3 separate regions of the Homo sapiens genome follow, and all the other regions are linked to region 3. The links are chromatin contacts, found by Hi-C or POLR2A ChIA-PET in ENCODE. All regions are on one chromosome and are shown on one strand. Each heading gives the region's core, a stretch centred on a gene start or an enhancer-like site at or near the end of the contact. The rest is flanking DNA. Distances are from core to core; before and after follow the strand shown. Region 1 overlaps ARSB (arylsulfatase B). Region 2 overlaps LHFPL2 (LHFPL tetraspan subfamily member 2). Region 3 overlaps LOC124900191 (a long non-coding RNA gene).

Region 1 (4,303 bases), core at 1,090-3,589, 210 kb after region 3:
GGGCAGTAGAAAAGAAAAAGTGCCATTTCTTACATACTGGGGTTATAGAATCATACAAACTCCCAAAGTATCCACAGATTTAGGTGACTTTAGAGACACATTTTAAATAACACATATTTTGCATTAAACTTTAAAAAAAAAACCCACTATTACCCAAATGAGCCACATGAGGGCAGTATGACAGACCACCTGCTGTATAGAATGTTACATATAAAAATTTATTAAGAAATCAGAGATCTATCAAAGCTACAAGATGCATCTGGGAGGAAAGAGAATGAACACTTGTTAAGCACTGACTGCACTAGGAGTGACTCTGATTTTGCATTATCTCTCACAGAATCTGGGGTTGGCAGACCTGGAATAGAAGCCTGAGGCCAGACACTCACTAGCTGTGTGGCCAGGGGTGATATACCACCTCAGTTTCCTCGTCTTCATGTGGAAATAACAATCACTAATTGATTTAGTCCATTTTGTGTTGCTATAACAGAATACTGAGACTAGGTAATTTATAAAGAAAACAGGTTTATTTGGCTCACAATTCTGATGACTGATAAGTCCAAGCGCTAGGCACTGGCATCAGTTGCTGGTGAGGGCTTTTGTGCTGCATCATAACATGGCAGAGAAGTGGAAGGAGAGGCAGGTGCAGGTAAAGAGGGACCAAAGAGCAGGAAGAGCCTCACTTTATAACAACCCACTCTCATGGCGACTAATCCATTCCCTTGAGATTGAGAACTCGATCCTGGGAGACAGCATTGATCTATTCATGAGGAACCCGCCCCCATGACCCAAACACTTCCTACTGGGCCCCACCTCCCAAGATGCAGTGGCAATTAGACTTCCACATGAGCTTTGGTGGAAACAAACCACATCCAAACCATAGCACTACTTCATGTATTATGATGGAAATGAAGTGACATTGCTTATGATCTTTTCTTGGCAGGGTACCTGACACAACCTAAGTGCTCAATACATGGTAGTAACTGCTGTTGTTCTTAAAATTTACAACAACCCAAATAGTTTAGTATTATAACCATTTTGTCACGTTTTTTAAAAGGAAGTTTGAAAAAGCCAAACAGTGAATAGATGGCAATGCTAGGATTCCAACAAGGTCTGTGTGACACCCCAGGCCTCTGCCCCTAGAGCACCACACTCCTGCTATCCCTAGTATAGAGTGGGCTCACACATGTAGGCCACATAAACTTTCACTTCCTGATGAAAACCACAAGTACGGTCAACCTCAGCAAAGTGTACACTCTTCCTATGAGTGTACATAGGAAGTTATTTCAAGGTAATGGTAATTCCTTTTAGAGAAGGCTTAGCTGCTGTTGGGGAAGAAATTCAAGGCTCTACTGCCAAGGAAACTTTTGGTGGCGCCCTTAACACACCAGTTCTCAGTTCTTTTCTGTGCTTCTCGAAAGGGAGTAGAGAAGAGTCTTGAGTTAGATCAGGTGAGGAAACAATTCTTCAACACATGGGTCGGTGACAGACAATCTCATCATTTGACATCACAGACTTACAAGAATCTTTCTTCAAACCTCCCCACATCACTTCTTGACAAAAACTCAAGGCCCAAACATTCACTCAGGCCAGTTGTTGAAATACACATTCCATTTCATATTGAAGCTGAGCAGACCCGTATATTCAAAACAACAAAAGGTCACCATCAGTAGAAAGAAGAAATTCCTCCATGTTCATGATACTGCACAGAGTAGCAATCACTCATAACCAATGTATCGAAACTTAGAAGAAGGTGCTATTCATGTGATACAAAAATACACTGGAAAGAAATACCTACACTCTTCCCGTGATATCAAGAAAGGCTGAGACAGAACGATTATTTCACTCTGTTGTCTGGATTGCTGTAAGTGATGCTGGCTCAATACTTTAGAAGAAGCCTGTTGTCTCTGTTTTAAATAGATACACTTCTCTGAGGTATTATGTAGTGTCCTTCAGTTGCACATATTTGTTAGTGCTCAACGGAAAGTATTGGATGAAGATGGTGGTGGAAATAAGAGTGGAGATGATGGGGACAAGGGTGGCTGGATCTGGAATCTGATTCTAGGAGCAGCTCTTCAGTTATGACTCAGATAGGAAAATTCTCCGGGTTGTACAGAGAATTTGGCCACTTTTGCTACTGTAGGAAAGGGAAGGTGTTTCCACATATCATTAGGGGAGGCCACGGATGTAGTAAGTGTGACTGTTTTTGCAATTAGTTCTCTGTGATGTTTTGCCATTAGCAATAAGCGATTCTATCAACAGTTATTCTTTTTAAGAGCACTCCAAAGAGAAAGCACTGTCAATGGACACATGTGCAACTTCTCCAAGGCTCTCCTGGCATAGCGCCAACTGCAGATGTGGCCTCAGCAGAAGGGCAGTTCAGCTTCGCCTGTCCTTGTACCCCCACAGATGGCACCTGGCCGATGGTTGCCACTTATCAGCAATGGGGCAGAATCCACTGAGTTAGGACATTAGTTGGTTAACTATATGAGAAATAGGGTGCGGTCCATAAGTTCTAGTTCAGTCTCCTGGGTATTTCAAAGAATTCAACATAAAACTGGTAGGAGTAGCAACAAGAATAAAATAAGCTCTTTTGCAACAAGGTGGAAAAGGGAGTTTCCTATATTGCTCACTGAAGTTTGACATAAATTAGAATTTAAAAAGACAATGGAACCATCAGCATTTCAAAGACGTTTCTTCTCATTTTCCCTTCTAGTTTTATTTTTCGGCAAAAGTTAATTTCTTTCTTGTTAAGAATTCATATTCAAGAGAAATTTTTGTTTCATTTCCTGACTGACATATGAAAAAAATTCCAAATCAAAATAAGATGACGCCAGCTCCTAAAAGAAGCAAAGAAACGTTTTTTCAGGGAGATGGTTTTGCAGCAATGTTTTGGCACAGGGAAAATCTAATTATAAGGCCTTTACTGTCTAGAAAAGAAATGTCAAAGTAAGACAAACATTATCATATACAGACCGTAAATCTCACTTTATTATTCACTATTGAACAAAAATAACTGTCAAAAAGTCATGGAAAAATATTGGTTTGCCAAAGATCTAAGCAAAAACATTAAGTATATGACAATGAAGCCTCATCCATATCCAGCTGATAAAAATCAAAATGAAACCATGACAACAGCATTAATTTTTAGAACTACTCCCCAAACAATTTAATGTGTGGCTTGGCCGTGGAGGGCTGCCCTGAAACATCATCTCTACCCCAACATCCCTGTGCATGCTTCAGCTGGGGCTTACCCTAGTCATCCTTCCCAACCTGACTCAAAGATCACAAAAGGAAAAGCAAGGAAGGCTCTAGCAGCCTCATACCAAGCCTGGACATCTCTTTGAACACGGCCCTGATGCAAGGGTGACTAACAGATGAGTAGGCAACATCGTTTCAAAAATGGAGAAGCCTCTTTGTCCCAGAAAAGTATCTGCTTGTTGATGGTTGATTCTTTGGATTTTTTTTTAAATTACTGAGAGGCAAACTGGAGTGCTAATATATGTCTTAGTACACATCTAAAGGATTCGGTAAATTCAATCTTCTCCTGCTAAAAGATTTTGGAGACATTATCTACCTAGATATTCAAATTACATTCTGATATTCTCAAATCTTATCTTTTTTTTTTTTTTTTTGAGACAAAGTCTCACTCCTCCAACCAGGATGGAGTGCAGTGGCAGGATCACAGCTCACTGCAGCCTCGATCTCCTGGGCTCAATCAATCCTCCCACTTCAGCCTCCCAAGTAGCTGGGACTACAAGTGTGTGCCACCACGCTTGGCTACTCTTTCCCTGTTGCACTACATTGAATCATTTCTGACAGAATGTGCATTTGATTCTGCCAAGTCTACCTTTAAAACAGCTTTCCAATCATCCCCCCTTCTGCAGCCCATTGCTTTAGGTCAGGCACTCCTCTGTCTGGGCTCCTGGGCTAATTTATATACCGCTTCAAGTTCCCACCAGAGGTGTTTGTAAAACCCAAAATCAATCAGGCCACATGCATGTTTAAAGACCTGATTGCTTTCCAATCAGGGAAAAAGTTCCAACTTCAGGCCCACATATAGAATCCTTCATATCTGCCCCCAACCTCCTTTTTGGGTATCAACTCCTGTCCTCCCCCATAAAAAGTGCCCTGAGCTTCAGTCACGTAGAACTAACTTCTCCCTGTTGTTAGAATATGTCATGCCCTTTCATGCTAATTTTGCCTTTGCACATGTTGGCTCCCTTGCCTAAAGTGCCACGGGTTAAAGATCATATCTTCTGTGAACCTGCCACTTAGTGCCCTAGATGGTCTTCATCTCTGCTCT
Region 2 (4,199 bases), core at 1,666-4,165, 130 kb before region 3:
ACACAAAAGAGAACTTTCAGTTCAGACTTGCATGGCAGGAAAATGGTCATAAGTAAAGCAGCCTTGGAGTGCCTGCGACCTGATTAGGAGGAGGGCAGCCGCTAGCTTGTGCCCACCTAGCCTGAAGATGGTAGAAGCCAGAACCACAGTGGTTAAGTTACATTTTTTTTATAAAAAGCATCTCACTTTAAAAAATATCTTTCTATGGTGGAAATAATGTTAGAATACCTAGAGTTTGAATTATGACAAGGGTCCATTTCAAAAGGGAAGCCATTTGCAACTGTAGAATCCTTAAATTACAGGAATTTAATAGCTCTGCGACCCTTTGGATTTGTTTTAAAAGACCACTGTCATTAAGCTTTTTTTTTTTTTAATGTCATTAAGCTTTTGTCCAACTCCTTCCACATCCTTCAAAAATAAATTCTCCAGCACTATGTGCCAGCTCTGATCTCCAGCAGGCCTCACATCACCCCAGGGCTGGCTTTCCCCAGTGGGGTCCCTTGAGAGGCTCCAGTTTCTGAATGGGAAATGCTGCTGTGACCACACCAGTAGGCCAATCAAAGAAGCCCACTCTTACAGAGCTGCCACATCCAAGCGCCCTTGTCCCTTTGTCCCCTTTGTCGAATCCACAAGCAAAGGCTGCTTGTAAATGGCTTCCTGGGACTTCCAGGAATCACCCTAGTGGGCTTCTCCAGCTCTGCTGCTCTGCTTGCATCCCGGGGGCTGGGAGGCTCTGACAGAGCTGAGCCTTCCCCCTGATCTGGGCAGTTCCAGCCAAATGGATTTCCTGCTGAAGCCCACCTCCACGCCGTGCTCATGCCACCTCTTCCACCCTCATCTCCACATGCACACCTCTCGCCTGCCCTTCAAGAGACAGCTCAAGGCCACCTCTTCCAGGGAAGCCTTGCCTTTCAGACTGCTTCTCCCACTGAAAGGGGTCTGGTCTCTATCTGGGCCACTTTGATGGTATAGGTACTCTCTACAGCCTGGTGGACTTCAGAGGACACCTTTGCTCCCTTACTAGACAGTGCACATGCACCCTGAGGTCCAAATCCTCAGGACTCACCTTCACATCCCCTACAGGGCCTCACACTCAGTGAATGCTCCTTAAGTGCCAATGGTGATATGGAAGGTAGAAAGAAATTACTTAGGCAGATAGTGAGGGTAAAAGAGTCCTCTTTTAACAAAACGCAGCCCAAGAAATTATTTTTTCCTAACAAAGAGCAGCCTGAAAAATCGAGCTGCAAGCAAAGACAGGCAAGCTGGAAGCTTGCATGGGGGAATGCCAGCAGCTGTGTTAAAGGAATAGGCAGCATGGTGCAGGCCAGGCAGAGAACCTACCTGCATAATAAAAGATGGTGGGGGGCTACCAGAAATTTGCACCCTATGCAAATGGCACACCTGGTCCAACCAATCTTTTGTGCCCTATGTAAACCAGACACCACCTCCTCACCCGGCATCTATAAAACCCTTTGCATTTCACCGCAGATCGGCAACCTGTTTGGGACCCCTCTCTCTGCAACAGAGACAGCCATTCTCTTTCTTCTGCCTTTTAAATTTCTCCTCCTAACCTCATTCCTTGTGTGTCCACGTCCTTGATTTCCTCAGTGAGACAACGAACTTCAGGTATCACCCCAGACAACGAGGCTGCTTCAGTGGGAATCTCCCTGGGGCTCTGTCCCTACAAGCAGGGGCACAGCATGCATCCACAGAGCTCTCTGGGCTCCAGGTGGGCCTCCACCTGGCCATTCTCCCTCACTGCCCCTCTGAGAGAGTGCGGCACAGTAGGAGAGCCAAGCCCTCAGCCTTGTCCCTGAGAGAATCCTCAGACCCCAGGCCTGGCCTTCTGGCTGCAGGGATGAGGTCAGGAGCCAGCAAAGCCCAGGGCAGCCCCACTAGGGCTGCAGGTCCCAGAAATCCCCAGGATACAGGGGACCAAGGTGAGGCTGAAGAGCGACCCTTTCCTCAGCAAGTCAAGTCACCTTCAGGAACACACAGCTGGAGGACTAAGGGAGACAGGTGAGATGTGTGTATAGTGACAAGGACAAAATAGGAAGATTAGAGCAAGACATCATGCCATTGCTGCACGTGAACTAAAGGCAGAGAAGATGACTTGGGACGGGAGGTGGAGGGGAGAGTCTGACTTTGCCTTTGATTGTCTCTTGCAATTCCAGGTGGAGATAGCAGAGACTCAGAATGGTGGAAGTCAATCTACCTCCAGTGGCAGATATGCCCAGGTGAGAGGGGCAGGCTGGCAAGCACTCTTCCCTGGCTCTAGTGAAGGGCACTGAGGGAGTGCTGAGGACAATCACTGACCACCCACCAGTGCCAGGACAGCAATGGCTTGACCTGCCCATTCAGAGTCCCTTGTTATGGCAGCTTCCCACGTGGCTGTCTTCCAGATATAGTTTGTCCTCTTACTTGAAGCCCCCAACCTGTGAGAACTTCAACACCCCAGCTGCTGTAGACAGTAAACTCCAAGAGGGGATCATGTGTCTCTCCCACAGGCAACACTGCATCCTTGCACAGGCATCTGGCACACAGAGCAGGTCTGCAATAAATATCTATTGCACGACACCTCAGAGGGTAAAGCAGAGCTCAGGTCTTTGGTTTTGCATCATTACAGGTAGCACATTTTGAACACAATATACAAAAGCAAATCGGCTTCAGCACTCCTGAATTGACATAGTAGGGGACAGGGGTAGACATAAAAAAAAATCTCTAAATGAAAACTAATAGTGGCTTTCTTATAGGGCTACCATTTTTACAGTAAAACTTTAGCTGGGAAAACCTCTGTTGTGATTTTTGTTAATAGGATGTATATGTAGCAGTTGTCTGAATCTTCAAGTAGCTGATCTGTGCGGATGCAGTGACGGAGCCACAGCTTGCTGACCGCAGCAGTTTTAAAGTGACTCATCAGCAAGGTCAGGCCACCTTGGTGGGAAACTGGGGCCAAAGGCAGAAAAGTGTGCCAGGAAGTCCCAGGCCATCTTCTTACACACACACACACACACGTATACACACACACACCCCAAAACAGAAAAAAAAATCCAGCTGAAATGAACGTTCCAGCCTGCATTTAACTCCATTTTAGTCTGCTTTTCAGTAACCAGGACAGCGACAAGCTTTTCTTTCTTGTCTTTTCTTTTTTTAAAAGAAAAAATTCCCTAACCAAAATATGGAATTCATCTGCATTGTAATCCCAAGTGGAGAGTGCACGCATTTCCTCTGGATCGTGCATCACTCACTCCCACTCTCTCTCATTTCTCATGGACAATGAATGGAAACACTCCCTTGTAGGAATTTCAACCGCCACTTTGAGACAGATGTTTTGGAAACCACTGACAAGCTGCTTGTCACTGTGAGGCGGATCATACACTTTCACAGCCATTTGGTCCAAAACCACGCAGAGAGCGCTTCTTCACGTCCAGCTCCAATACGATCTGCAGGGTATTAGATGGCTGATACTTAGCCACTTCTTCATGTCCCCCTTACCCAACACATTCCCCATCAGGAGGCAACACCGAAGGCTCTATCTCAGCAAAGTCACCATTGTCTGCTATAGAATCAAGAGTAGGATTTCTCTGTGAAGATCCAGCATGGTCCAAGCCTTCAATGAAAACACTACTTTCAGGAAGAGAGTTAGGCACTTGGGAAAGAAAATGAACATTTTTAAGCCACCAAGGTACTGTTCATAAATGTCTGCTAGGCAAATGGGGACCTCATGGCTTGAAAGAGTTATTATTCAATACTTCCCAAGCACCCACATAAGTTCATGTTTCTCCCTGAGGGCCTCACTTGCTCCATGAGACGAACTCACTACAGCGTTCATCTTGTTTAAAAAGACTTGGTGTGATGCGTGGAGGCCGATCATTCGAGCCACCTGGATGTGCTGTGAAATAGTTTCTCAAGCAGTCCCAGCTTTTCCAAATGCACCTATCAAAACAAACCTAAGTGCCTGTTAAATTCACTCTTTAGGAGACCTACTTTGTTCCAACAGAGTCAACTGACCGAAGATAACTTTCTGCAGAATCTAAGACACTCGCCTGAACAATCTTATTGGCCAGAATAAAGAATAAGACACTGGTTCATATACATTTGGAAGGGTATGAAGTCAGTCAAGGGCAGACCCTCAAAAAGACTCATCCTTACTTCTCAGTCTTTAGCTAAGGCCATGATACAGAGGCTGAAATGAAGAA
Region 3 (3,763 bases), core at 558-3,057:
TAGGTTCTTTCAGGGCAAAGATCTTGATAGAAAGACAGAGCAAAGTCCTTTTGGGTGTGGTTCTGTGTGCAGGTCTAAATATAGTTGCTTAGAATGGGCCTCAGGAAAATCCTGAAAGTGGGTGAGGTTTCTGTGTCTTCTTCTGGAACCCCTCTCACGCTTCCTGGCAAGTTATCCTGAAGACTTCCATTTGTATAGAGCTTTACAGTTTGCCAATAACTTGACGTAGATTATCTCCTCTCCTACTCACAAATACCCTGAGGAAGGTATCATTACCATCATCATTTTATAGCTGAATTACTTTATCATTTTATAATCAAAGATACTGGGCTCATTCAACAAATATTTATAGAGTAAACCAGGTGTCAGGCCCAGTGGAAACACAACGATGAAAGAACAATACCCAGGTCCTCCCTTCAGGGAGGCCAGCAGAGAATACTAATCTCAAGCAGGAAGTGACAGCACAGCACTAGGCTAGGATGCCTCGTAGAAGGACCAATGATCCCAGAATGGAACAGCTTTCTGCAGGAGTCATTGCCTGATTTTTTATAGGACCATGGTTAGTAAGATAACAAGAGCTACAGGAAAAGCATTCTAGGCCATCCCGTTCATTCTTATTTGACCTCTCAAAAAGGAGATCTACCAATTCAAATGAATTTCCAATGGTGGCATATTGGATCTTAAAACCAAAAGAGGTCGTTGGAGCAGGCAGTGTGTGGGGTAGTGTGGGCCCAGACATGTCCTCCTGCAGTCCCCAGGTTGGCTATGCCTCCTTGCAGGGACTGCAGACCAGCCTCTGGGACACTTTGCTGAGTAGGCCTGACAACTGTGGCCTCCTCTTCTGAGGCAGAGCATGCAGTAACTCCTCATTCCTCCCCTCAATGAGAGATCTCATTACACCACATAGAGGGCAGCCCTTCTGGAAGTGACAACCAGGGAAACGGAGTCAAAGCTCTTCAACTGCAAAGGCGTAGTCTAATACACACAAGTACCAAGAAGTGTTACAGGTTGAGCATCCCTAATCCAGAAATCCAAAATCTAGAAAGCTCCAAAATCTAAACTTTTTAAAGTGCTGACATGATGCTTTGCTTTCTGATGGTTCAGGGTATACAAACTTCGTTTCATTTCCAAAAAATTTTTAAAATATTCTATAAACTTACATTCAGGTTGTATGTATAAGGCATATATGAAACATAAGTGAATTTCATGGTTAGACTTAGGTCCCATCTCCAAGATATCTCATTATGTATATGCAAAAATTCCGAAGTCTGAAAAAAATAAAAAATCTAAAACACTCTGGTTCCAAACTTTTTGGATAGGGGAGATTCAACCTAGCAATTGTTTGTGGTCAGAGGTGAGAGTTCAATCCAGGACAACTTTTCCTGTTTCTCTGACCTCCCTAAAGAATACATGGAACCTGAATCTCCCCTGCAGAGGTGCAAAGGCAGCTAATACCCCAGGGCAGCAAACAGATCTCCAGAATTTTCCGCAAAGAGACTAGTTCAGCATCTCCAGGGATTGTCAGGCATTTTTACCACTGCACGCTTTTGATTTTTCTCTCAACTGAGCACAACAGAAAATTATTTTGAGGAAAAAAATATATCACTTCAGCCATGCTAACTCCCCTTTAAAGCCATCTGGGATACCAAAATGGGTGAGATAAGTGTAAAATAATTTTAAAAGATGCCATTCCTAGAAATAGTACAGAACTGCTTCCTTATGTGGCTTGTTGGTGGCCAGGGGTCTGCAGGCTGTCCTGGATCCAGGCCCAGGAAGTGACTCAGATGTGGCAAAGAAGCCATGTTGTTGAAGAACATCCCGGGGCTGGATTTGGGAAAGGCACATATTCGATGATGACATAAATTCTGGTCTTGTGCACATATTGTTTTGCAAAATCCAGGCATGAGATCATTTGGCTTGAATATATTCTCTGAGGGTTTCTCACAGACAAACACAGTTATCTGAATTGAGTTAGACCAGGGGAAAGGCATTTTAGGGATTATCTGATTGTACATGTAGACGTTTAAGCGTTTCTCAGTCAGGACAAAAACCAAGGGTTTTCTATTTGCTCTCTGGAGGAAAAGCCCACGGATCTCTTATCATGTCATCTTTTTCTACTGCTTTATGGAGAAGAACTTACAATGTTTTCTCCAAATCACTGGATAAAAAGAAAGAACAGCTGTTGCTCTTCTTTCAGGCAGCATTTATTTGACTAGATGAGTGGTTGGTTGGTTTTGTTTAGTTTCTTGTTTTAGATAATTCAGAAGAATAAGAGCCTCTAAGATTACTCACAGTTTTAACTAGGACTTTCTACTGCAAGTGGGAGGTCATGAATAATACTCGCTTTAGAGAAGCTGTAGTGCCTCTTTCCAGAAGAGACTGGTTTGACACATCACACCCTTGTGGTGTTTCTGACCACTTACATCAGAATCACCCCAGGGAAACCAGTTAAACCACACATATCTGGACTCCACTCCAGAGAGCCTCAGGGAGGGATCATGGGCCCAGGAATCTGCAGGTGTTTCTGATGTCCACCACACTTGCAATCCATAGCCCTACCAATGCCAAAGAAAGTGGTCATTTTCTCATTCTGCCACATCCTTTGCTTGATTCTGCTCAGAATTTTTTCTTAATATAACAACTAAGTCCAAAATATTACCACTCAACAGAAAGGTACAACAAATTCAGGCCCATTAACAGTGTGAAATACTAAAGGGCGGCTGGGCACGGTGGCTCATGCCTGTAATCCCAGCACTCTGGGAGGCCGAGGCGGGCGGATAACCTGAACTCAAGAGTTCGAGACTAGCCTGGCCAACATGGTAAAACTTCGTCTCTACTAAAAAAGTACAAAAACATTTAGCTAGGCGTGGTGGCATGTGCCTGTAGCCCCAGCTACTTGGGAGGCTGAGGCAGGAGAATCACTTGAACCCGGGTAGAAGAGGTTGCAGTGAGCCAAGATTGTGCCACTGCACTCCAGCCTGGGCGACAGAGCGAGACTCCGTCTAAAAACAAAACAAAACAAAACAAAACCTGAAGGGCAAGAAAGAACCTGAAGTCTAACCGATCATCAGTTTCTTGAGTAGAAGAGAGAGAGCAGCAAGTGTCCTAAGGCAGACTTGCAGGCCAGAGGGGAAAGGAGATACCTCAGAGTCTTGTGCAAGAGGCCAGGTAGGGCAAGTTTTATCTTTTTTTTCATCTGCAAAATGTTTAGAGTCATCTTCTGCAATCAAGAGGCTTGCAAATAAGGACAGACTCAGAAAGGCTCAGAAATATTCTCAAGAAAGAAGGAAGGAGCAAATTTTATGAAATCCTGAGAAGATGGATAAAGAATGTACACCCCCATATTTGGAATACTAGAAATGGGGGAATGCCCATTGAAATTTGAAAGACATTTTAGGTGTATAGAAATGCAATGACTGAATAACACAACTGGTCATAAACTTAAGGTAATTATTATCTCAATAGATATTCCAGATTGGAACTACAAATACATTCAAGAAATATTTTAAAATTTAGGGATTATAGATCTCTATCAGGTTATTAAGGTAACTGGTGATAGATGAGATGCATGCCTCACTTTAAGGCTGATTTCCTTGGAGAATAATAGATATATACCAGCAATTTTTCTTGGGGTCACACCAAAATACGGTATTTCTAGGGTTTTCATGTCCTTAGTTGTTTGGGGTATACATCTGTTGCATGGCAGCAGCCGTATAACAGGACATGAATTTCAATTCTATTTTTCCTGCTTACTAGCTGTGAA

What was found. Hi-C counts contacts between places; a loop is a spot of excess contacts on that map. ChIA-PET counts read pairs that join two places held with the same protein, here RNA polymerase II (POLR2A). Pooled maps may share reads with other maps.
Region 1: a pooled map shows a loop between it and region 3 (5-fold over the local background). The contact joins two enhancer-like sites. A Hi-C loop is called at or near these places in 1 of 168 maps with a recorded cell type or tissue (transverse colon), 3 of 37 single-sample maps with no recorded cell type and 4 of 50 pooled maps.
Region 2: a pooled map shows a loop between it and region 3 (2.9-fold over the local background). The contact joins two enhancer-like sites. A Hi-C loop is called at or near these places in 7 of 50 pooled maps. POLR2A ChIA-PET finds 5 or more read pairs at or near these places in 4 of 52 experiments (H1, HEK293T, OCI-LY7 and 1 more).

What each region holds. Positions count from the first base shown.
Region 1 is chr5:78,886,637-78,890,939 of GRCh38, forward strand. All of the region lies in intron 4 of ARSB (arylsulfatase B), which reads right to left. Among named protein-coding and RNA genes, the nearest start is that of ARSB, 97 kb to the right of the region's middle. RefSeq lists an enhancer at 925-974. Within about 2 kb of position 2,340, at least 6 of the 41 ENCODE cell types and tissues checked have a DNase peak (open chromatin) inside an H3K27ac peak, as active enhancers do.
Region 2 is chr5:78,541,757-78,545,955 of GRCh38, forward strand. The region is part of intron 3 of LHFPL2 (LHFPL tetraspan subfamily member 2); the gene reads right to left. Among named protein-coding and RNA genes, the nearest start is that of LHFPL2, 100 kb to the right of the region's middle. RefSeq lists enhancers at 890-1,709, 1,710-2,527. Within about 2 kb of position 2,916, at least 2 of the 41 ENCODE cell types and tissues checked have a DNase peak (open chromatin) inside an H3K27ac peak, as active enhancers do.
Region 3 is chr5:78,676,089-78,679,851 of GRCh38, forward strand. The region is part of intron 4 of LOC124900191 (a long non-coding RNA gene); the gene reads right to left. Among named protein-coding and RNA genes, the nearest start is that of LHFPL2, 29 kb to the left of the region's middle. Within about 2 kb of position 1,808, at least 17 of the 41 ENCODE cell types and tissues checked have a DNase peak (open chromatin) inside an H3K27ac peak, as active enhancers do.